2 separate regions of the Homo sapiens genome follow, and region 1 is linked to region 2. A link is a loop called in an ENCODE intact Hi-C map of the cell type or tissue named here. Cell type or tissue: MCF 10A. All regions are shown on one strand. Links, peaks and the distances in the headings refer to the core of each region. The heading gives the core; the rest is flanking DNA. Region 1 overlaps LINC00907 (long intergenic non-protein coding RNA 907). Region 2 overlaps LINC00907 (long intergenic non-protein coding RNA 907).

Region 1 (12,259 bases), core at 2,841-10,840, 100 kb before region 2:
TGTGTGGCCTCAGGCATTTCATGTGACCTCTCTTTGCCTTAGCTTTCTTGTTTTAAAAAAATGAGGCTAATATAAATGTCAGTCTTTCTGTCTCAGATGTGCTTTGTGTATCAGAGGAGACGAGACATGTGAATTCACATTTATGTGACTAGACCTAAAATCACTTTGAAATAAGAAATTCTATCCAAAAGTAATAAAGTATATTGTTCTATTGAGATAGTCATGGACCAGGCTTATGTGGAATCAATACTAGTTTATGATAATAATATTGATAATGTGCACAGATGTCAGAGTGTATGTGATACTGGTACTAGCAAAGTGAGGAATACAGCTTTAAAACTGGAATGTGAGGACAGAGGAAAAAAAACTGAATACAAACCTAAACACCTCAAAATGACTCTCCATAGACCCAAGGAATATGAGAGTTAAGGAGATTCCATTACAAGGAAGTAGAGGGGCTTGTAAAACAATAGCCAATATGTGGTAGATTAAACATCTGCTGCAGACATAAATCGAATCCCACTCGGAAACAGCCGTATCCTCTCTAGAAATAACACTGTTCATAGGAACATTATATACGGTACAACCATGGTAAGGAGAAGACACATTAACCCGTTATCTTAAAGGTTTCAATCTCATTTTTTGAATTTATATTTCAGCTTTTAATCCAACAATAGTCATTACAAGTATTTAATGACTGACTTGCTAATTGTGTATCCCAGGATGAAGCTGAGAGAAGTTAACACACAAACTGGTCATTAACTATGTTAATGATCACGTTCTTTGGGATTATGACTATTATAAGCTATAATTAACAGTTTTTAACCATTTTTTTTCTTTTTAGTAAAAAAAAAAAAGAAATATTCTTGAGGCTCAGACAGAAATGATGAATGCTGGCCTCACTGTTATTTCTTGTATCATAAAGAACAGCTTCTGGGACAAGTTTTTGTTTTCTTAATCATTACTAGAGCTCTTCAAAGTAAATGATGGTTCTGGTCAACTGAGCAAATAGGCTCTGTCCTGTCCTCACTAGAACATCATGGAGGGCTTATGCCTGGACCATACAACCTCTCGGCATCTAGAAAGGTTTCCATCAATTCTCGTGTGGTAAAAATAAAAGAATTTAAAATGGTGCTGCAAACTGCAAGCTTGGGGCGCAATTTGTCCCATGGAAAAACTCCTGGGCCTGATGAAGGCTTGCAAAACTTGAGCTGTGTTCATGACATTTATCTTTTCCACACTATGCCCTTTCTTCCCCACATGAAGTATCTTATGGCCTCTCATTCTCTCTCTCATCAAAAACATTCTTTCCAGAATGAAACTAATGAACATCAGAGGATATAAATGACTGATCAATAAAGCTTTTAAACCACAGGCGAAGTCACCTAGTAGAAAGACTGGCTCTATCTCCTTGGCGTTGGAGGACAGAGCTCTAAGGAATAAGGGCAGAGTCGATCTCTACTAAAAATACAAAAATTAGCCAGATGTGGCATGTGCCTGTAATCCCAGCTACTGGGGAGTCTGAGGCAGGAGAATTGCTTGAACCCTGGAGGTGGAGGTTGCAGTGAGCCAAGATTGCGCCATTGCACTCCAGCCTGGGTGAAGAAGTGAGACTCCATCTCAAAAAAAAAAAAAAAAAAGAAATCTTTATTGGAAAACAAATATTAACATTAACAACTATTTTGTGTTTTTAAGTTACTCTAGAGAAAAATATTTCAGATAAAAAATAAATATTTCCAAGACAAAAATTTGATTAGAAACTTCCCACGAGAACAAAAATTAAAAAATAGAGGCTACTATGATAAGTGATATATTTTATTTGATGTTCAGCAAACATACGCTGCTGTGTTCCAGGTGTAGCTGGATGGTGATGGTTACAACAGGAACTGGATGCTGTCACCTCTTTCGTGGTACAGTACGAGGGACTAGTGTTGACAAGCTATGATGAACGTGACAGCTTTGGGTCTTGTGGGAGTCTCTATGGGTGGGGGAGGGTGGAGTCTAGCCTAGTCCAGGGTTCAGGGAAAAGTTTGTGGGGAAATGAAGTTTTGTCAAGAGGCAGACCAACTGTCTCTTTTAATGAGATCTCCTGGAACCCTGGAAGAAGGCAGGGCTTCTGCTAAGCGTCATGTCAACAGCTTACACAAAAGCTTACAACAGCTTAGAACAGCTTACACAAAAGAAACAGAGGGTCATAGGATGATCAGGTGCTAGGAACAAGCCTAAAAGTGGCTGCCTACAATGGAGGAGTGGTGAGAATACACAAAAAGGAAGAAATGATGTATTTGAGTCACAAAACTTCTGTATTTCTATGGTCTGAAAACTGGGGCACAATTTTTAAATATTTGAAATCAGAATAAAATGTTTTCATAAAAAAATGCTTTCTACTAGAAGAGTGGAGGTTTTTGCTGCTAGCCTTCTCTTAATGACATCAGAGAAGCGGGGTCTGATTAACATTGTGTTGCATCATTCATGGAGATGAGCTCATGGTACGTAATGGAGGCCCTGCTGAACTTCACACATTGTAAGAAAGATAATGGTTCATAGAAAATGGCCAAGCCCTTTTTATATGAGTCATGTTACCAGAAGCTCTCCTTTCTGGCAATTCACTTCTTTTAATTCATTGGTTAAAATAATAACTTTCACAAAAGTTTTTACTAACACATTTATGAAGCATGCACTACATGCTTCATAAAACCTTCTAGAAATTTCCTTTTCCTAAAGTTTTTCTCTCATGCACTTGAACAGATATTGCATCTTTTGACAACTAATTATCTGACTTTTGAATATAGCTTTTATTTACTGGGCAGTAAAACAGTGAAAAGTTAAATTATGGCACCTAATTAAGCAAATATTTTGCTTGGTCAGCTAAAGGGAATGGAAAATTTATTTTTTTCTCTACTATAACTTCTTTTTATCAGTAACTTGACAAGTGGTGTCACTAAGATGATGATTTTTTTGTATTGAGATAATAAGACTGAATTTTAGAAACTGTTAACTTTTAAAAAGTGTACATAATTGGATTCTTTTTATTTCTCTAGTTTTAGTCTCATATATTCTGTATTTCATGGCTTTGCTTTTTATTGCCTTCATTCTGAGTTAAATATACAGTCAGCTTTGTGTGGAATTAATATCTAAGATGTTGGGATAATGTAAGCTGCTCCTAACAATGGATCACAATTCATTTTAAATTAGTGAGTTCATTTAAATGAAATAATTGGGTCATTATTTACATATACACAGTTGTTTCCAAATTTTATTGAGAATAAAATAATAAAAGAGTTGGCACTGACAATTTTGGCATCTCTATAACTTAGGACAAGAGATGACCCATTTTCTCTCTCTTCGTATTATATTCCCATAATTTCCCCAATTACTACTGCATAGAAACGTCAAGTTGGTGTTGAGTTGTTGGCAAATAAATGAGAGTGCTTGAATTGTAGCATTGTTCAGCTCAGAGATAACTGCATTTTATCATGTGGAAAGGATCTGTGTTGCTAAAGTGAGGGTAACACAGAAATATCAACCAAACCACAATAGAAGAGAAATCCACACTCTTTTAACAAGACTCATGCTCTCCCCTGACTTGACATTCATCAGCCTCCTTGATCACTCCAACCTTTGCTCCTTGGCTCTGTATTCATAAGACATTTACTGTGTTAGTTTTTATTTAGCTGATGTGAGTTGGTCTTTGCTTTTCCCCAAATAAAGTCTTTAAGAATAAATACCATTTAAAATTATTTTCTTATATCTCTCCCAGTCAGACTCAGCTAAATGTAGGCAAATGTAATGGCCAAATAATCTAATAACCAGCATGTTATGGGAATACAGGAACTGACTCTGTATACTTTAAGCCTGCAATGAAACAGGCTCTGGAGCCCCCCACTGTGCCTGGTACTCACCCTTTAGTTGCTGGATTGTGGGAACATCCAGTAAGTGCTTAAGAAGGGGCTGGAGTAGCCAAAGACAGTGGCTGTTTCCTAATTAGTTTGGAAATATTTCAACATTTTGGGTGGACTGTCAACCCTAGCTATGGGAAAGCATTATGGTTGCTACAACTCAGATGTTATGGCCTTCAGCAGATTGTGACTAAAGCTAAGTTTCTTTTTGGCATCCAAATCATCATGTTGCGAGCCTGTGAAAGGTCACACTTTTTCTGTTTTTCTTCTCAGATATCTCTGGACATGTCTAGGATGGTGATAAGTTTGGTTCCAAAGATCCCTCCGGGTAGTGGTTGCCTACTGCTGCCAGGCACCAGCTGCGGGCCATTGTACCATTCTTCTGAAGTGCCGCAGGTTAAGCACCTTTCCTCAGGCACCTGTTACTCCCTCTGCACCTCTTTATTTAATGTGTGGGTCAAGCCTTGCCCATAATTCCACACAGTGATGGCTAAGGACAGCTTCTAGTGCTTAGACTTTATAAAAAGTTAAAGAAAAAATGTAGAAAATCAAACCTGGAAAGTGATACGACTCTTCTAAAAGTCCATTGGCTGTGGTCCCTCCTCAGGGAAATTTCCAATGGGTCCCTTAGCTCTGGCCTATTGCAGGAACCAACTGCACCTAGTAGGTAGCTTTTGATCAAGTCTCTTCTCAAAGCCTAAGACTCAGTTTTCTGAAATCCAGAGGGAGAAAAGTCTTTTAAAAAATTCCCCTCCAGAGCTGACTCTTCTATCTGCTTTACTTATCTCTTCCCACAACTCTAAGGCCATTCCCAGCTTCTAAAATTTTCTAAGTTAGGGCCACTGTATTAGTCCATTTTCATGCTGCTGATAAAGACATACCTGCGACTGGGCAATTTACAAAAGACAGAGGTTTAATGGATTTACAGTTCCATGTGGCTGGGGAAGCCTCACAATCATAGCAGAAGGCAAGGAGGAGTAAGTCATGTCTTACATGGATGGCAGCAGGCAAAGAGAGAGAGCCTGTGCAGGGAAACTCGTATTTTTTAAAGCCATCAGATCTCATGAGATTTATTCACCATCATGAGAATAACATGGGAAAGGCTCACCCCCATGATTCAGTTACCTCCCACCAAGTTCCTCCCATGACACATGAAAATTATGGGAATTACAATTCAAGATGAGATTTGGGTGGGGACACAACCAAACCATATCAGCCACTTAGTCCTGGATCACTTTAAAAATGGAGGGCTAGAACTCTACTCCAGATTTCCCTAAACCCAACTCTGTTCTACCCTCATATTGTCTTCATTTCAGCCTAGAGAAAAGGACTGAATGTACCTCATATTCTTATTTTTTCCCAACTTCCTGATTGCAGCTATTGAGCAATAGCCCATGTGCATGCATTTCAAAAAAGTAACTTTCCGTTAAGGGGGGGTTTAAACCCTGATTTAGGGGAAAATGTAATAAGCAGATTTGCATAATTTTGCAAAAGCTAATACCTATTTTATAGCACCCAAATAAAGAGAGCATGATATCTGAGTTTGAAGTGCCTGTGTTCAGATTCCTTCATAACTTTCAGTTCTCCCCCCAAATAGTGGAAGAATAGTAATCATAAATAGGAATAAATAGGACCATCCATCAGAGTGACCACTCCCAGAAAAAATGCTATTTCTATTAGCAAAAATGACTTTCTCAGCTTCCAAATCACTCCTCCAACAAAAACAGAAGTTCCATTCTTTACCAGGTATTTTGATGAATTTGATGTATTATTTAAGTTATAACTGTAGAGAGAATTAGTAATAGAATTATTGTCTCTTTGAGTACATGTGACTGTGGAATGGTGGGGTCTATAAGTTATTGATGGCCTCTAAGAGTGAAAACATCAGAGCCATGGGGCTTTATAATGAAAAGAGAGGATGGTGGGGTGGAGAGTTGTGAATAGGTAGATTTGGGATGGAGAGTTGTGAATAGGTAATGTGCATGTAGAGAGTGTGACAAGCCTGTGCTGCTTTACTGCCTGAGGTATATTTCATCACATAAATTAGGATGAAATTTTCAGATATTAACAGGGATTCCTATTACTGAACTTCTTTAATTCTTTCTCATCTCTTGGGGAACAGGGGGAGCTTTTTGTAGGTGCTGCCCTCAGGGGAATAGCAGATTTGGTGAGTATGAGGAATCTTTGGTCAACTTTGAGGTTGTAAAGCCCACACCAGAAACAGCAGTTTAGAAATCTAAGCTTTCCATGTACAAGACACAGGATTTTTGAAATTTTTATAATGGTTTCTATATATAGGTTTCAAAGAGTCAGATCTTGGAGGACTAAGTACAGTTTTACTTATTCGGTTTACTAAAAGCTAAAGCAAAGGGCAAAGGCAGCCTGGTAAACTACGCATTGGCACTCAGTCTGCCCAGCAGTGACCTACAGACACTTCCACTCACATCCCAGTGGCCAAAGTGAGTCATGTGGTCCTGCCAAGTTCAACCACGGAATGGTGTCTAATCCTCCTACAGGTAGGGCACCACAGAAGAGGATGCTAAATATGGGTGTCTAGACACACAGTCTGCCACACAGACAAATGTACATTTCAGCAATGCCCTGTGGAGAACAGAGTGGGCACACCTCTGTGGACTGCTCAATCCCTGCATGCTTGACACCCCTGGAATTCAGATCGGTACTGTGTGTCTGACTAGACCTGGGAGGGCTGAGGAAACCACGGCTTATATAACTCCTTCTACAGAGAAATTTTAGTCTAGAAATATTTCCAGTGAGCTTTGCTTTTTTTCCCACTTTTGTCAAGAAGAAAACAACCTGACAATAATGGCAAGGAGCCCAGGGGAGAATCACAAAGTCAAAATGACAGGCATGGAATGAAAGAATCAGGCCAGTAGTGATGTAGGAAATGTCCTACTTTTGATTTTTCATGTAGGAAACACTTAAAATTGATTTTCAATATCCCCATCAATATTCTTAGCCCCTATTGTCTATTTCTTGTGACAGGGTAGATATCCTCTCTCCCTCCAGTCTTCCACCTCCCTATTTTCCCTCCCCACTTTCCCATGTAGTTAACACTGGCCATCCTTTAAATGTGGTATAAAACATAGCCTATTTGCATATTAATCCAGCAACCACAGAGGACATCAGAACACCTAAGGATGGCTGCATTTAGGGCTCAATGTAACAAGGGCCTTTGAGTCTTAGACTGTGATAAAATGTGAAGTGACATTTCGCAGAAGGAGAAAGCTTCTATTTTTACCTTAGTGTTAAGAAATGGCCCCTGGGAGGAATTGTTGCTCCATCTCAGTGCTTCCCAGATGTGTCAGATTAGAGACCCACCCACTGGAAACATTTCAGGAAGTCAGTCAGCCACTCCCTGGGGCTTTCCTAATGACTGGCCGCCTTGTCTGAGTTGGTTAACTCAGTTGGATGCAGCGTGTGGTGTTAATTCAGTAGGGCTAATTAGACCAAGATCATGGATTTGATATTCTTGGTTTTTTTTTGTTTTGTCTTTTTTTTTCCTCAGAGAAAAAACATTTCTAACCTCTTATTGGCTAACTTAAAAATATACATTATTGGCCTAAGGAAAGCAAATTAACATAGTGGGGATATAGCTGTACAAACTACAACTCACCCCTCCCTTCTAGAATACAAAGAGTATTTCAGTATGTGTGGTGTGCTATCAATAAGCATTAGCTTCAGTTTAGTAGGATGGGCACAGGTAAAGAGTTTGCAACACGCTTTGGCTCATTTCAGCTGCTGCTGTGCAGTGCCAACAGTGGCTACGTTACTGAGCTGTGCACTGCAGTTCAGTAGTCATGATCATTGAATGTAATTGGTAATGGTCGATGAGATTTCTCACTGGATGATGCCAGTCACACCACAAACTCCTCTAGATGGCATTGGTTGGGGCATCTGCTTCAGCGTGCCTGGAGACTGGTGTGTGGCTTCCCTTATTTCATTAGCAGGATGTTGTTTCCTGTGTGTCTGGCCTTTCTAGCTCTTCCAAGGCATGATCTTGACTCTGCACCAACTTCTAGAGTCTAACTCACTGAAACACTCCTCTGAAAACCTTAGGCCTTGAGAAGTGGCACAATCTATACATTAATATTACCCCCCCCTTTAATGACTGTAATATCACATTTCTCCATGTTGTTTTGAAATTGTCACCTGTGCCATGAATAATTTGATTGTTAACCTACAGTAGGCACAACCCAAAATAATTTGCCAAATTCCCCCCAACACTTAGTATGAAACCCTTATGACAGGAGATATTTATTGAGTACTAATCTACATTGTCAAGAAGGGCTTTGCCATCTCAAGTTTCTTCTCTTTCATGTTGCATTCCCTTCTGAGAATCATCACCATTGTATTTATGATCTGGACTTATGTTAGAGAGAATTATTGCCATGACTTATATCTCATGTAGTGAGTTCATTTCTCTAGAATCCAAGATTACTTCTGAGAGGTCTTTACCAATCTGTTGGCTTTAGAAACCAGGAGAAACCCCTCTGTTTTGTAATCATAAAACCTATGAACACAGCCAAGTCACTTAATGATATTTTCAATTAGCCTTTAAGAGAATCAGCCCAGGGAGCACTAATGCCTTGTCCTGTGCAAGGGTGAGTGAAGCTGGTGAGTGAAGCTAGTGAGTGAAAGGTTGAAGAGAGTAACCTAGGAATCAGGAACTCTAGGATTTGCTCAATCTGGCACAAATCTCTTTGTGCCTCATTTGGCAAAGTGACTGATGCATGTAATAGTTAAAAAATTCGATCTTTTCCTTAAAAAGATTCAGAGAATAGTCAGTCCTTCTTATGCATGGATTCAGCACTTGTGGATTCAACCAACTGTAGATTAAAAATATTATGACAAAAGCAATAGAAATTACAATACAATAATTAAAAAAATACAAATAAAAATACAGATAGCATTTACATTGTATTAGTTATTACAAGCAGAGATGATTTAAAGTATATAAGAGGATTTTGGTATCCTTAGTAGTCCTGGAAGCAATCTCCTGTGGATATTGAGTGAGACTGTACTGAGTAACCATAATATTTAATATGCTTTTATTTTGCCTTGTTAATAGACCCACCACAAAAGCCTATATGATATTGTTGATGCTAGGCCCTCAGCAAATACTATTCTGCAAGGGCAGTGAATTACCATGCTCCACTGCTGTGTTACTCTGTTTCCACTCTGCTGATAAAGACATACCCAAAACTGGGTAATTGACAAAAGAAAGAGGTTTAATGGACTTACAGTTCCACGTGGCTAGGGAGGCCTCACAACCATAGTATATGGTGAAAGGCACATCTCACATGGCAGCAGACAAAAGAAGAGAGTTGTGGAGGGAAACTCCTCCTTAAAATAACCATCAGATCTCATGAGACTTATTCACTATCATGAGAACAGCATGGGAAAGACCTGCCCCCATGATCCGATTACCTCCCACTGGGTACTTCCCACAACACCTGGAAATTCAAGATAAGATTTGGGTGGGGACACAGCCAAACCATATCAATTTCCCTTTTGAGAAGACACCTATAGATGCTAGAAACACCAGTCCAACTTTCTCATTCTGCCATCCCTTCGCTAAAGGAAACAAGAGTGTCAAAAGAAAGTCTTTTACATATAGCTATTAGGTTATCTGTTTGATCAATTTAGTAATTTATTTGATGTTTAGTTTAACCTGATTTCATCTGCTTGAATAATGTTGTGGAGGGGTTGAAATAAGGTATAAAAAAGTATGAAATTGGAATGTGGAAGTCATAAGAAAATGAAAGAATAGAAGATTGTAGGTTGCAGCACTGATTTATCAAATCTTCCAAAACTCCTGGAAAGCCTATCACATTTTTCAGTGGATACTGAATTCAGTAGCATTTTAATGCTTTGAAAAAGCTAGTCAGCTCTACAGGGGACCAGTCTCTATAACCGTGCTGCCCAATCGAATAGCTGCTAACCACATGTGACTATTTACACTTAAATAAAATTTAAAAATTAGTTATTCAGTGGCATTAGCGACATTGCAAGTGCTCAGTAGACAGATGTGTTAAGTGGCTAGAGACTTGGACAGTGCACATACAGAACATTTTCATCATTGTTTGGAAAGTTCCACAGGACAGTATTCTAGAGAATTTGAGAATCAGAACATTCACTCAGATGATAAGTGCACATTAGATAAATATGCAACACTTTTTCAGGAAAGGTTTTTTTACTTGCTGTTGGAGTAAGCAACTGCTGCTCAGGTATTATGATAGACTGCATGACAAAGAAATGTTTTCTCATCATATTGATAAGAGATGTTGGAAAGGGAAGATTGTTAATGTTATTGAAATACATTGTATGTGTTCTAGACATTTTGCTGGGTGTATTAAATATCACCTCACTTATGACACAGCCGACCTGAGTGAAGTTTTACAATTAGCTCCATTTTTACAAATGGGGAGAAGACCCAGGTTCTACAATTAGTAAATGGAGAAAAAGCAGTTCGTCTGACACTAAAATTAGTCCCTCTAACCATCACACACACACACACACACACACACACACATACACAGAATTACTGTGTGTTAAAACCAATGTTACCCTCATTAGAATTTGCCAGATCCTAAGCATAAAGTTACTTTTACATGACTTGTATGGACCTAAGAACTGGATTAAAAAGAATTGCTATCAAAGCATGAATTGAACAATTTGCCATGATTAAAACTCATTTTTCCATTTGGAAAATCTTCCCTTCAGGACAAGATGAGAAACATTCAGAATAAAATGCATGTAGATTAATATAATCTTCAGAGACTGAGGCAAGAAAATGTAAAAGAGAAAACAGTAAAAAAAAAAAAAAAAAAGAAAAAAAATCAGCCATTTGCTGTAATTTTCTGGTAGTGAGGAGCTTTCCTGTACTTGTTATGCATAGCTTGAGAAATTCATTTCTCAAATAGACCAGCTGGGATACATGGGGAACAAAGACCAGCACATCTCAGATGTGTATACAGGCTCAGTTAATTTCAAATGACTAAATTACTGACATGCAAAGATCATAAAGAAGCACGTAGCTAGTCAACTCTTGTATTAAAAACAAGGTAATGAAAGATTCTTTCACCATAAGATGTCAGGCATGTGAAGAAATAATACTTATTTCTGCAGTAATGAAGTGTTTTTACAGAGTCCAGATGCAGCCTGTTTGATTGTTGAGAAGCTCTACTATGGCCCTGAAGTCAGACAGACTTGAGTTTGAATCTGGACATGACTCCTTAATTGTGTGGGGTTAGGCAAATGACTCAATTTCTTTAAGATTTGGTTTTCCCATTTCTAAAGATGGAGATACTACAGTTTATTCTACACAGAATTGTGACAGAAACCAACTGAGAGAATGCCTGTAAAGCTTTTTGCACTATGACTGGCTACCAAAAATACTTAGGTTAAGCTATTATTATTAGAATTATTAGCAAGTCCTTTTTATTAAGACTAAACTGCCTCATTTAGCTAAAACCTATTAATCTTATTGGGCCCTCAGAATTCACAAAGGACAAACTGACTCTACTGTATGGCAACAAAGTCTAACACACTAATCAGGTCTAGGTCTCTCAACAATTCCTCATATGACAAAGTTTTCTAATATAATATTATTCATGGTACCCTACTCTTCTGTGCATTAATGGCTATTGTCATTTTTTAAAATGTGATTCTGTAAATAAAATTCAGCACTTTTGATAAGGTGCAACAATGCCAGAGTACAGTGGAACTATCAATTTGTAGGATTCATATGCCATATCTTTGTTACTGACAAATAAGTTTACTTTAAAAGTTAGCCATGAGAGATCTATTGCATCTGGGAAGATGGAGTAGATATATTTCCAAATTCCTCCCACTATATGTACTAAGTACAATTAACGACCCTGGACATTATGCATATAAGAAACAAAAATACTGAAAAGTAGAGGGAAGTCAGATCAACTAAGGAACCATGGAGCCACAGATTTATAAAGTGGTGAGTTCTCTGGGTTTTTCTGCAGAAGAAAAGTTTTATATATCCCAGATGGGTTGCTAGAGAAGCTGACAACCTAGAAATCTTAATGGGTGCACAGCATAAAGGTCAGAATAAAAGTCTACTCTCTCTAGATAAAGAACCAGGAAAACAATAAAAAACCTCTCCCCCATCTTGCTGAGATAGCATTAGATAAAGCCTAGTGGAGAGTCAAAACTTTTACCATGCCCCATTAATAATGGGGCTACCTTCCCTTCTGCCCTCTGGTTTTAGTGAAGGCAGAATGGAAACTACAAATGAAGCACTTCCACTCCTCCCAGCCAAAAAGGTATCTGTAAAGGTGTAACAGAGAGCTAGAATTATCACTTCC
Region 2 (12,259 bases), core at 2,003-10,002:
TGTTGAGTGCCTATGGCTTTTCCAGGTGCAAGGTGCAAGCTGTCAGTAGACCTACCATTCTGGGGTCTGGAGGATGGTAGTCCACTTCTCATAACTCTTTTAGGCAATGCTGCAGTAGGGACTCTGTGTGGGGCCTCCAAACCCTCATTTCCCTTCTGCACTGCCTTAGTAGAGGTTCTCCATGGGGCTCTGCCCCTGCATTAGGCTTCTCCCTGGACATCCAGGTTTTTCCATACATCCTCTGAAATCTAAGGTGGAGGCGCCCAAGCCTCGACTCTTGCACTCCTTGCACCCTCGGGCTTAACATCACATGGAAGCTGCCAAGGCTTACGGGTTGCACCCTCTGAAGCAGTTGACTGAGATGTACCTAGGCCCCGTTGATCCAAGGTTTGAGCTGGAGCAGCTGGGACATGGGGAGCAGTGTCCTGAAGCTGTGCAGAACAGTGGAACCCTGAGCCTGGCTCACAAAACCATTCTGTCCTCCAAGGCCTCTGGGCCTGTGATGGGAGGGACTATGGTTTCCAAAATGGCTTTGGGGCCTTTGTCCCATTGTCTTGGCTATTACCCCTTGGCTCCTTTTCACTTATGCAAATTTCTTCAGCCTACTTGAATTTCTATCCCCCACAAAAATGGGATTTTTTTTTTCTGCCACATAGCTAGGATGCAAACTTTCTAAACTATTATGCTTTGTGTTCCTTTTAAATATAAGTTCCAATTTTGGGTCATTTCTCTGCTCACACATATAAGCATAGGCTCATCACCTAAATCACCACTCTCAAGTTCAAAGTTCCACAGATCCCTAGAGCAGGGACACAATGCAGCCAGTCCCTGCTAAGGCATAGCAAAAGTGACCTTTACTCCAGTTCCCAATAAGTTCCTCATTTCTATCTGAGACCTCCTCAGCTTGGACTTCATTGTCCATGTCATTATCATCATGTTGGTCACAACCAGTCAACAAGTCTCTAGGAAGTTCCAAACTTTCCCTCATTTTTCAGTCTTTATCTGAACCCTTCACACTCTTCCAACCTCTGCCCATTACCTAGTTCCAAAGTTGCTTCCACAGTTTCAGTATCTTTACAGCAATGCTCATTCCTTGGTACCAATTTGCTGTATCATTCTGTTCTTGCATTGCTATAAAGAAATACCTGAGACTGGGTAATTTAAAAAGAAAAGAGGTTTAATTGACTCACAGTTCCACAGGCTAGGAAACATGGCAGCATCTACTCAGCTTCTGGAGAGGCCTCAGGAAAGTTACAATCATGGCAGAAGACAAAGAGGGAGCTGGCATTTCACATCGCTGTAGGAGGAGGAAGAAAGAGAGAGGGGAGGTGCTATACATTTGTAAACAATCAGATTTCATGAGTACTCAGGACAGTACCAAGGGGGAAATCCACCCCCATGATCCAATCACCTCCCAGCAGGCCCTACCTCCAACACTGAGGATCACAATTCAACATGAGATTTGGTGGGAACACAGATCCAAACCATATTAGTAATTAAATTTTACTACGAGTTTTAGAGAGGGGAAACAAATCACCACAGACCCTGTAATGACTTTCCAAGCAGTCATTATAAATTTTTCTCCTAGCTTTTCCCAAAGAGATTGGTGGCAAATTTAAGGTTAACTTTGCCTTAATTGGCTCCTGGTCTTTGGAGAAGTTATTGGACATTGACTCTATGACCATACTGTTCTCTGGTAAATCACAACAGTACTGTGGTCCAGAGGTCATAGTTGAGACTTATGAGTGAATATCAGGTGGTTAAGAGAATTTATGCTTGATATTATGTCCTAGTGGGCCCAGAGGATTCACAAACTCATCTTGTGGCTACTGTGGTATAGATGGAAAAGATATATACTCAGCAATAAGCAGCAGTTCCATGTTAGCCTTGAACTTGTGGAGTGGTAGATATTAAAAGACAAGTGAAAGTCCTTGGAACTGAAAGAAATATTCCTAGAATAACTGCAGAGGTTGGTTCATAATCATAGACTCTAAAGATACAAAGATGGTTTTTTCTATTATATTCCACTTAACATTGTGATGACTGTGTAGTGAAAGAAGAACCTTGGTAATGACAAAGGATTATTAATGTAAGTGTAATTAAATAATGAATCCAATTGTAATTTTCCAGATATATTATCTTTGTTATTAGCAGATTATCCCAGCTTTTGGCTCCTGTTCTTTAGCTATTTAGCTTGAGCATGTTTTTAATTCCTCCTCCACCCCATCCTAATAAACAGAAAATGCCAGAAATAGATTTTTCCCACACCTGGAAGGAGTACCAGCGTACCATAACCATCTTTATCTGGGCTTAGTACCATAACCATCTTCATCTGGGCTACATGCCTTGATTTTGTCCTCAGGAACTTTCTCCATCACATAATTTCTCAGGATAACGTGTTGGTCTACAAAATTGATGACATCATGTTGATAGAACCAGGTGAGCAGAAAGTAAGGTTGTCTTAAATGGTTCAGTAGGAGTCATGTGTGCTTGGCACCCCAGTGAAGATATCGGGTGATATATACTTTAACATTTGAGGCTACATCTTCCAAAGAGAAATACAAGTTGCAGCACATTTTATCTTCTCTTATTAGGATAGAGGCATAATGTTTAATTGTCCTATTTGGATTTTGGAGGCAACACATATCACATATAAAGTGTATTGTTTCAACTTATTTGCCCAAAATGCCTATAGCCCTGAGCAAGAGGAAGGTCTTGTATATAAGCATCCATCTTGTATATAAGCAACGCTGCTAGTTGGCTGTCATGACCCAGATAATCCAACGGTGCTAAAAACATCTGAGGCAGATCAGTATGTTCTATGGGCCCTTTCTCAAGCTCTATGGGAAATTACAGTTGAGGACCCAGTTTTGGAGCAAAGTCAAGCCCTCTTCTGAAACAATTTTCCTTTAAGAAATAGTTGTGAGCTTGCTAATGAATCATCATATAGAAGATATCATAGGATGTAAGTTTACATTTAACCTAAGTTGCTTATCTTTAACTGGGTTTAGTCTAATCTACTGTGTCATAAAGTCAGATGAAACCAAGAGCTTTTTATCAATAAATTTAACTATTATTTAGAATATTGTGCAAATTACGTAGGATATCGCTGGCACAAAGCCAGCTGCTACAAGTGATGCCTCTCACCCCAATATGTCTGAGTGGTTGATATGACTGCTACTCACTGGGATGGTGTCCTAATAAAGACATGGCTCTCTCTCTCCTTGGGCTTTGACTTCCATTCTCTGGAATGGGAAATACAGGGAACTCAGTTTACCATAAGCCACATCCATTGGGGGAAGGGTATGCCTGGATCTATTTGGTTTGGAAAATAGGTTGTCATGTGTCTTTTTTTTTTTTCTGTTTATTTAGACATATGAGGAACTGAGACTAAGAAAGGTTAAACGAATTTCCCAAGGTGACAGTTTTAGGAAATAGTTCAGCTGACACTAAAGTTCTCTCATTCTTTATCCAATGTACTTTTCACTATAACTCTGTTTCACTTGGGCTTTAACTGTTATTTCTTTAAGAACTCTCAGATGATGCCTTTACATAGTATTAAAAGCTGTTACAAAAAATCCTTATTCTTTTCATTTCCCAGGGGCTTCTCTATTTTCCAATCCCAAAATTACCTTCTGCCCTCCATCCCAGTCTGTCACTGCTCGATCTTACTCTTAATGCATCAGTAGTTTGCTTTCTGATTGGGCTACTTTTATCTTTGGAATTTCGCAGTGTAATTTCATCATCATCATTCTTTCCCCTTGCCCTTGCCAACTTTAGGTGTATTGGTTTCTGTCCATTGTTTACTTTACATCATAAAAACCCAGACATTGGAAAAGTAAAGGAAGATTCAAAGAAATATTAAGCAGACCAAACCTAAATGATAAGCCTATAGTCCTATCTAAAATAATAATTTGTATCCCAAGACAATACTCTTTCAAATATGTGAAGACAATGGTCATTTTCCCCTTTGAGTCTTCTTTTCTCCAGGCCTTCCAGCCTTCCTAGGACTTACTGCCTCAGTCCTTCTAAAGCATTTTCATAAGCCCTAGTTTTGCTTTCTTTTTACTAATCTTGTGGGTGGGCTCCCTTTTTTTGTGTGGACAACTTGACCAACTAGCCACTACCAGCATGGAAAAAAAAGATGATATTTTCTCTTGCTCTGATCTTTATATTTCTATTAACAATGTCCAGTTTTATTCTCACTTTTTTCCTCAGTAATGTCACACTTTGTTTCTCTTTAGTTTAGCTGAAACAGTCAATGTATTTTTACCTTGTATCTTCCTTTAGCATTCTTGAGTTGTTTCACATTCCTGCTACATGACTAATATGATCACCATCCATTGTCTTGCTTTGTCCTATGGGATGTGCTCTTTATTACCACTACTGGTAAAATTTCCCTACTGTGACCTCTCTTCCACTTTCAGAGTTATGTAAGGATACTTGCTTACAAGCCTAGATGTGGTCCAATTGGCTATCTACGCTAATATAATCCTGCTTCACATTGAAGGCACAATATTTGCAAATTTGCTTTACGTCTATAGCTTGGAACTGACATATTCTTATTTTGGTTTTTTGGGAAGACATTTAGTTCTTCTTGGTCCTGTCTGAACACTATCAAAGAGAATTCCCTCCTTCCCCTACCCCATGACTTTCAGAAAGTTATTGTGACATTTCGACAGCTATAATGTTGATAGTATGTTTCCTTTATTTCCTCCTCTGACTTAGGTAGAACTCTATAGAGCACTGGAGACTCGTGAATCAATGGTGCAGTTATTCATTTTTCGCTAACTTTGACAACTGTCTTGTATGTTTCCCTTCCCCATTTGGCCCAGACCTAACCTGTGGCTGTCTTGCTGAATATGGGGACCTGGACGTTTCACAGGCTGACAGGGTGAGACAACACAAGCAAATGCAGCTGGCCTGATGGGGATGTTGTCAGATGCAGTCAACCCCACTGGAGGTATACTCACTCAGAGAGGCTGGTCCTGAGTGCTCCTCCCATCTGCCTCCCTGTCCCACGGTTGTGCCCTGGCTGCCCCACGCTGACAGTGGGGCTAGCCAAGCATGGCTGTTGTGAAGATCTCAAGACGATTCAGAGAAAAAGCCCAGACATCATTTTGCAGAGGATATTATACATACAGACTTGGAAGCATTTTGAGGAAAGGTGGATAAGGTCCAAGGCAATTTTTTTTAGCCCTACTTGAGGGTATGGGAGGGGTGAGTGGGAATGGGGGTGGGGCTGCAAATCCAGGGAAAAAATACTTGACGTGACTGACCATCTTGAGTGCAAATTGTTAACTATAAAAATCATGAGTGGTTGGCAGCTACTGTTTTTGTTTGCTTGTTTTTTGAGTCAGTCTTGCTCTTTTGCCCAGGCTGGAATGCAGTGGTGTGATCATAGCTGACATCAGCCTTAAACTCTGACTTATTTATTTATTTATTTTTAGAGATGAGATCTCACTATGTTGATCAGTCTGGTCTCAAACTCCTGGGTTCAATCTGTTCTCCCACCTCAGCTTCTCCAGGAACTGGGTGTATAGGCGCAAGCCACTCTGCCTGGGTCTTTTTTTTTAAGCCAATTTTTTCCCTCTGTAAAGATGTTCCTCTCACTTTTCACCAAACCTGGACTTCGTGGTTGCCACTTCTATGCATAGTGGAAGGGACAAATGTGAAGGGAATTAGTGTTTTCATATACTTAAGAGAGTGCCTATCTTTTATTGCATTATGAATATGGCATTTGGTCAGGGAAGGTGAGTCCCATAGACAGTCAAAAAAAATGTCCTGTAGGTACTGTTTCAGGTCCCAGGTGTTCTTCAGGCTGCCAAATATTAGCTTTCTTCAAGGCCCAGTCAAATTCCACCTTATTTTGGAAGCATCTGCTTATTAATTTACCCAGCAGAAATTATTCTCCCTCTGAGCTCGCCAGAGCATGCATATTGTCTGTGATGTCACTTACTTGGTAGATTTTGAAAGAGGCAGTTTGTTCTGCTCCTGTGTGCTTCCAGTCTTGAAGCTTACCTGACTACCTGTGTGGCCTTGGGGAAGTTAGCTAGCCTATCTGAATCCACATGCTCTCATCTCTCCAAGAAGGATGATAACATTGCCCCACTGTTGTAATCGTTGGGTGTTGCCATGATTCACTGTTACTATGTTAGTGCCATTGCTTCATAAGCTATGAGGAATTCCAGGAAAGTCAGTAATGATTATTATGATATCATATAATTTCTGAAGTGGAGGCATCTTTTTTTTTCCCAACCACACTGACAAGTACTTGAGATCAAGGATTAAACATTATGAATCTCTGCTTTCCTAACACTGTAATGCTATGAACATAGTAGAAAGTTAATAAATACTTACTGGGGGCCAGACGGGAGTCGTGATTCCCTTGAAAAATTACCAAAATGTTGACGTATCGTCACCAACCTCTTTCCAGAAAAAGAGTAAGCAGATTAAATGATGATTTATTTTGCAACATTGTAACTTTAAAGCCGTTGCACTGTGGAATTCGTGAGTCACAGCTTCTTGTCTACAGTATCAACTCTAAGAAGAGACTACAAAATAATGAGACCAGTTAAACAAACTTGCCAGAACTTTCCATATCTAAATGTTTCAAAATATTTACTTTAGGAGGCTTCTCAGTTATTTCAGAAGCCATTGCTCACCACAACCAAATCCTAGTACAATTCAAAATCAAAACAGACAAACAAAAAGCAATCATTGCTCTGCCCAAAACAATGTCTACCCATCCAAATTCTTCAGTCTTCCAATCAAGGCCCATCTCAAGCTGGCTTCAGCCCACTTTTCCTCTCTTACTATTCACTAAGCAGATTTAGCATGGTGAAGATAATGTTAGATTTGTAAGAAATGTAGGAGAAAACCTAGCTCTGTCTCTTATTTTTCTATGACCTTGGAAAAAGTGTCTCGTCTATTCTGAGTCTTAATTCTTATATCTGTGAATGAAGATACTGATGTTTTTCTGTCTCAGCATAAGGATTAAATAAGATGAAATACAATGTATGTAAAAGTGTCAGTTTGGGAAATATAGTAGGCTCCTAACAAGTGCTAGGTCCCTTTTTTGGCATTCTTTAGACAAATTCCTGATTTTCTCTGTACTCACTGATCTCAGTGTTGGAAATGTCCACCCAATGTCTCTCTTCCTACTTAACTTTTACAGACTAATTTAAGTTAGTTTTACTGGGCAAAACCTTTACTGTCCCCTCTGGCCAGAAAGGTCTCTTTTTCTCAACTTCTTTAGTACTTGTAAAACTAATCATGTATTTGCCCTTTGCTGATCCATATTATTAAGTAAAAAAAATTCTTTTCCTCCACAAGATTGCAAGTTATCTAGAAGACATGAATTTCTCATATATATTTATATTTCCTCTGCTCTGTAGGAAGGTGTCATGCCTATAGGGAGGCAGCTCATTGTAGGGGAAAGAACCAATGCTTTTGCATGAGACACACCAATTTCCAGCTACAAAGTGGACAAAATCCTTGAAAGATGATATATTCATATACACAGTCAGGTAGATGAATGTTTGATTTCTTCTGTTAAGTACATATGTGTCCATTAAGTATAGATACACATTTTTCTTTACGAGTATAGGTAAGATTGGATATAGGAAGTTGTGAGTAAATAAAGTTCTGGTGAAAGTCAAAACTGAGCCAAGAACAGGGATTACCAGGCAGCACCAGCAGCCCTTAAGAATAAGCAAGATGCTGTGTAAGATGATGGATCAGACAAAAATGCCAATAAAAGAATTGACTAAAAATTATCTTTTGCATCACTTGAGTAAATGTCATCCTTGGCTCCCTCCTGCTTCCACTCCCCATATTTAAATCCATTCCAAAAATATGTTCCAAATCTGTCTACTTTTTTCTGTTTCTACAGCTGCTACTCCACATGAAGCTACCACTCTCTATCATCAGGATTATTTTACAGTCTCTTACCTGGTCTCCCATTTCTGTCCATTTTTCCTTTCTTTACAGAAGAACCAGAATGACTCTTTAAAAACATAAATCAAATCATGTCATTACCTGCAAAAATATCTAATAGGTTCCATTTGAAATAGAATATTTTAATCCTGGCTTATACGTTTTTTAAAGCCAACCAACTTTTTACCAGAAGATGGTATTACACATGGATGACTGGCAGATATTTCTCTGGTAGAATAAGATTTGATGCTAGTGATTTGATATATGGCCAGGGGTCACAGTTCAGTCAATACTAATACTGCAATTTGTATTTAAAAAGAAATGATATTCTAGGCATTCAATATGGAGGAAATTTTTGTTTCAACATGGGCCATACCATGTATCTTTGTATTGATGCAGGAGTTTTTCTTGAACTCTTCATCAGACTTGCAATGGGAGTGCCCTGTTTACTCAGGCTGCCACACTCAACCTTTTGCAGGAGGAAATGCATTAGCTAGTGAGTGCAGGATCTGGCTGGCCATTTTGGGCACTAGCAGGAACAGGCTCAATGAGTGGCCCCATTTTAGTGCCCAGCTGGGGGTGCCTGCTACCCCTGAAACCCCAGAGGGTGTGTTACAGTAGTATCTTAGCTCCACCACCCATTGACAGCGTGTGTTATCAGCTCAGTAGGTCCCTTACCTCATCGTGTAGGGCAGCTGCCCTTTGCCAGTGAGGGCAAAGGGCCAATGTGACAGCCTTTTTTCTGTACCTGACTAGGTGAGTCCTGAGCTCTTGTCTGGCGTCTAAAAAGAATGAGGTCGCACGGACACTTGAGGGATGGTGGAGGTGGAGAATTTTATTTAGTCATGGTTAGGGCTGTCAGTGGAGAGGGGAGCTGGAGAGGGGATGGGACAGGCAGATAATCTTCCCTAAAGTCTGGCCATCCCCAGCCAGCCCTTCTCTGAAGTCCAGTCATCTGGACTTCATCTGAAGCCACCTCTCCTCCGGAGTCCAGTCATCCCTCTGAAGTCTAGTTGCCTCTCTGCAGTCAAGCAGCTTCTCTCCCTCTACCAATTGAATCTGGAGTCTTTATAGGCACAGGATAGGGAGCAGGACAGGCCATAGGCAGTTTTAGAAAAGGCACCATTCAATTGGAAAAAAGACATTATTCAGAAAGAACAAATTGGGAGAGAGCAGGCAAACAGGGATAGAAGTTTTTACATTGGGTTGTGGGTTTCAGGCTTTTCAGCTCGTAGGTGGGGTTTTGCCAGGACCTGCCGCTGTCTGCCTAGCATTTCTCTGCCTCCTGCCCCTATCAGTATAGAAATAGTGAACAAACCAGCATGATAAGTAGCCCTTGAACCTGGCTTTCTTGTCTTAAGTCTTCCTACTGTGTTCCAATGAAATACTCCATTGTGTCTATAAAAAGCAGCTGAGTTTTTGTTTACATGTCTAAAAACCAAGAACGAATAAATACTGCAGTGTAGTGAAAACTACAGGTCACTTTGTGTTATTTATTTTATCTGAGTTTTACCAAGCTTCCTGATAATTTCACAGAAGACTAAAAAATCCTGTGAAAGCTGAGACCTTTACATTTTCTGAACTTTTATAAAATGTCTTTATTTGGTTCTAAATGACCTCTGATAACATGCTCATGTCAGGAGTTGAGGTTCTATGTACATTCTACCCACCCCCTTCCCAAACACACTAAAAGTTCTTCTTTGATAAAAATTTATAGTTCTTGGAATTTCAGTGACCCACCATCCTACCAGATCACTTTCTTGGCTTTATTATCATGTATACTTAAAAGTGGCTCCTCTTGTAGCCACAAACTGCAACTTGGAATGTCAACATAATATTTTATGAATGCTTATTATAATAAACAATGACAGAAAAAATACAAGCACAGAGTTATATTCCAAGGATCACAGGATATAAATAAGCAACGTGCTTACAGAAGGAGAGAAAAATGGAAGTGCCATGTCTGGATATGAAAAGAAGAGAAGACTTCTTAATAAAATGTGATCATAAGGCAGAGTCACCAACTATATATTATTGAATGAATCCAACATACCCTAACTAACTGTGCATATCTTTTAAAGCAGTAAAATTAACAAGTTAAGTTTTAAAATAATGTAGACCTGTCACTGTCACTGTTGGAAATAGTCAAATAATCCTTTTTTTTTTCTTTTACAAAATACTTTTGCATAATTTGTTCTGTAAAGTAGACTAAATCATGTTAAAGAAAGTCATATCAATAAATATTTTGAGCTCCTACCATGTTTTCTGTTCTTGAGTAGGTAGTAAATAACAGAGGAATAAAAATATTTTATTTGCTTTTCAGGAGTTTGCTGCTTTCTAGAAGAGATAAGTCTATAAACAAGGCAGGATAGCATCAAATGCTAGAATTTTTGGAATAGACTTCAAATGCTCTAGCATTTTACATTTGTTGGGAGTAATATTTGAATAAAGCAGATGAAGCCCATTCAAGGTTTGGGCAAAATAATTAATGTAGGAAATATGTTGTCTGTGGAGTATATCAAGATGTACCTGTCCACCTCTCTTTTCAAGGAATGACATTATATGACCTACATGGCTGTGAGCTCAAGCTCCACAAATGATCACACAAATCCTTTCCAATATTCTATCTAAAAGTATTCTTCCTACAATATACTTGTATGGAAGATGCATGCAATGATTTGATAAATAAAATTATAGATGATTTTTATTCTCAGTGGCTTTTTAAAACAAGTCAAAAGAAAGTTATTTTCAGTCTAACTGCAGCAATTCTACTTACTGTAACTAAATCTGATAGGAACCTGACATACAATGTGAAGGAAAACTTGAACTAGTTATATTATCTTTCTTTTATTTGTGTCACTCATTCAAAAAAAGAAGGGATTTGTACTAGATTATATCAAAAGTCCTTCCCTAATTGAAATGTCTCTTTTAAAATCTTGTATGTTTGAGATGTTCTCTAAATGTCTTAATGTTTTTTCATCTTTTTAAAAATATCTACTGATTATATATATATATATATATATATATATATATATAAAATGGTAAATGGGGTACCCATCACCACAAGCAATTATGCTTTGTGTTACAAACAACCCAATTATACTCTTTTAGTTATTTTAAGATGTACAATTAAATTGTTATTGACTGTAGTTGCCCTGTTGTGCTATCAAATACTAAGTCTTTTTCATTCTCTAATTATTTTTTGCACCCATATATTTGAGATGGAGTCTTGCTCTGTTGCCCAGGCTGGAGTGCAGTGGTGCAATCTCGGCTCACCACAACCTCTGCCTCCCAGATTCAAGCTATTCTCCAGCCTCAGCCTCTCAAGTAGCTGGGACTACAGGTGTGTGCCACCATGCCTGGCTAATTTTTTGTATTTTTTAGTAGAGATGGGATTTCACTGTGTTTGCCAGGATGGTCTTGATCTCTTGACCTCATGATCCACCTGCCTCAACCTTCCAAAGTGTTGGGATTACAGGCGTGAGCCATGGCACATGGCCGATATATTTTATAGTTATATATATTCTCATACTTCTGGATGTCTTTTAGATACTAAATTTTGAAAGCTTCAGAAGACACCAAGTCTAGTAATAAAGTAACCATCTAACTTTTGACATAAGGCTAGGACATATGTCCAAATTCAAAACTCAAAAGGACTTTGCTGTTTATTTTAAAATAGATTCTATGGATAAGGTAGTATCTATCTATCTATTATCTATCTATCTATCTATCTATCTATCTATCTATCTATCTATCTGGCTATCATCTGTCATCTATCTAACATCTACATATCTGCATATATCTTATTACTCTTAATTGCCTATATAGGAAAACTGGCATTATGAAAAAGCTGAAGAATTTTTTAAATTTTAATTTTTGTCGGTACACAGTACAGGTATATATTTATGGGGTACTTGAGATATTTTGATACAGGCATGCCATCCATAATAATCACATCAGGGTAAATGGGGTACCCATCACCACAAGCAATTATGTTTTGTGTTACAAACAACCCGATTATACTCTTTTAGTTATTTTAAGATGTACAATTAAATTGTTATTGACTATAGTCACCCTGTTGTGCTATCAAATACTAAGTCTTGTTCATTCTTTCTAATTATTTTTTGTACCCATTAATCATCCCCACTTCCCCCAGCCCCCACACCCCCACTACACTTCCCAGCTTCTGGTAACCATCCTTCTACTCTCTATCTGCATAAGTTCAATCGTTTTAAATTTTAGCTCCCACAAAGAAGTGAGAACATGAGAAGTTTGTCTTTTCGTGCCTGGCTTATTTGACTTAAAATAATGATCTCCAGCT

Evidence for each region. Peaks named below come from ENCODE experiments on the same cell type or tissue, not always from the same donor. Only the 100,000 strongest peaks of a DNase experiment are listed, where the experiment ranks them.
Region 1: it touches region 2 in a loop (7-fold over the local background); 1 of 110 quality-filtered maps calls a loop at or near these places.

What each region holds. Positions count from the first base shown.
Region 1 is chr18:42,303,915-42,316,173 of GRCh38, forward strand. All of the region lies in intron 3 of LINC00907 (long intergenic non-protein coding RNA 907), which reads left to right. Among named protein-coding and RNA genes, the nearest start is that of LINC00907, 120 kb to the left of the region's middle. In MCF 10A, for the core only: no CTCF peak of the experiment used is centred there; a DNase peak (open chromatin) is centred at 7,247.
Region 2 is chr18:42,408,748-42,421,006 of GRCh38, forward strand. The region is part of intron 4 of LINC00907 (long intergenic non-protein coding RNA 907); the gene reads left to right. Among named protein-coding and RNA genes, the nearest start is that of LINC00907, 230 kb to the left of the region's middle. In MCF 10A, for the core only: no CTCF peak of the experiment used is centred there; DNase peaks (open chromatin) are centred at 4,364, 6,114 and 6,504.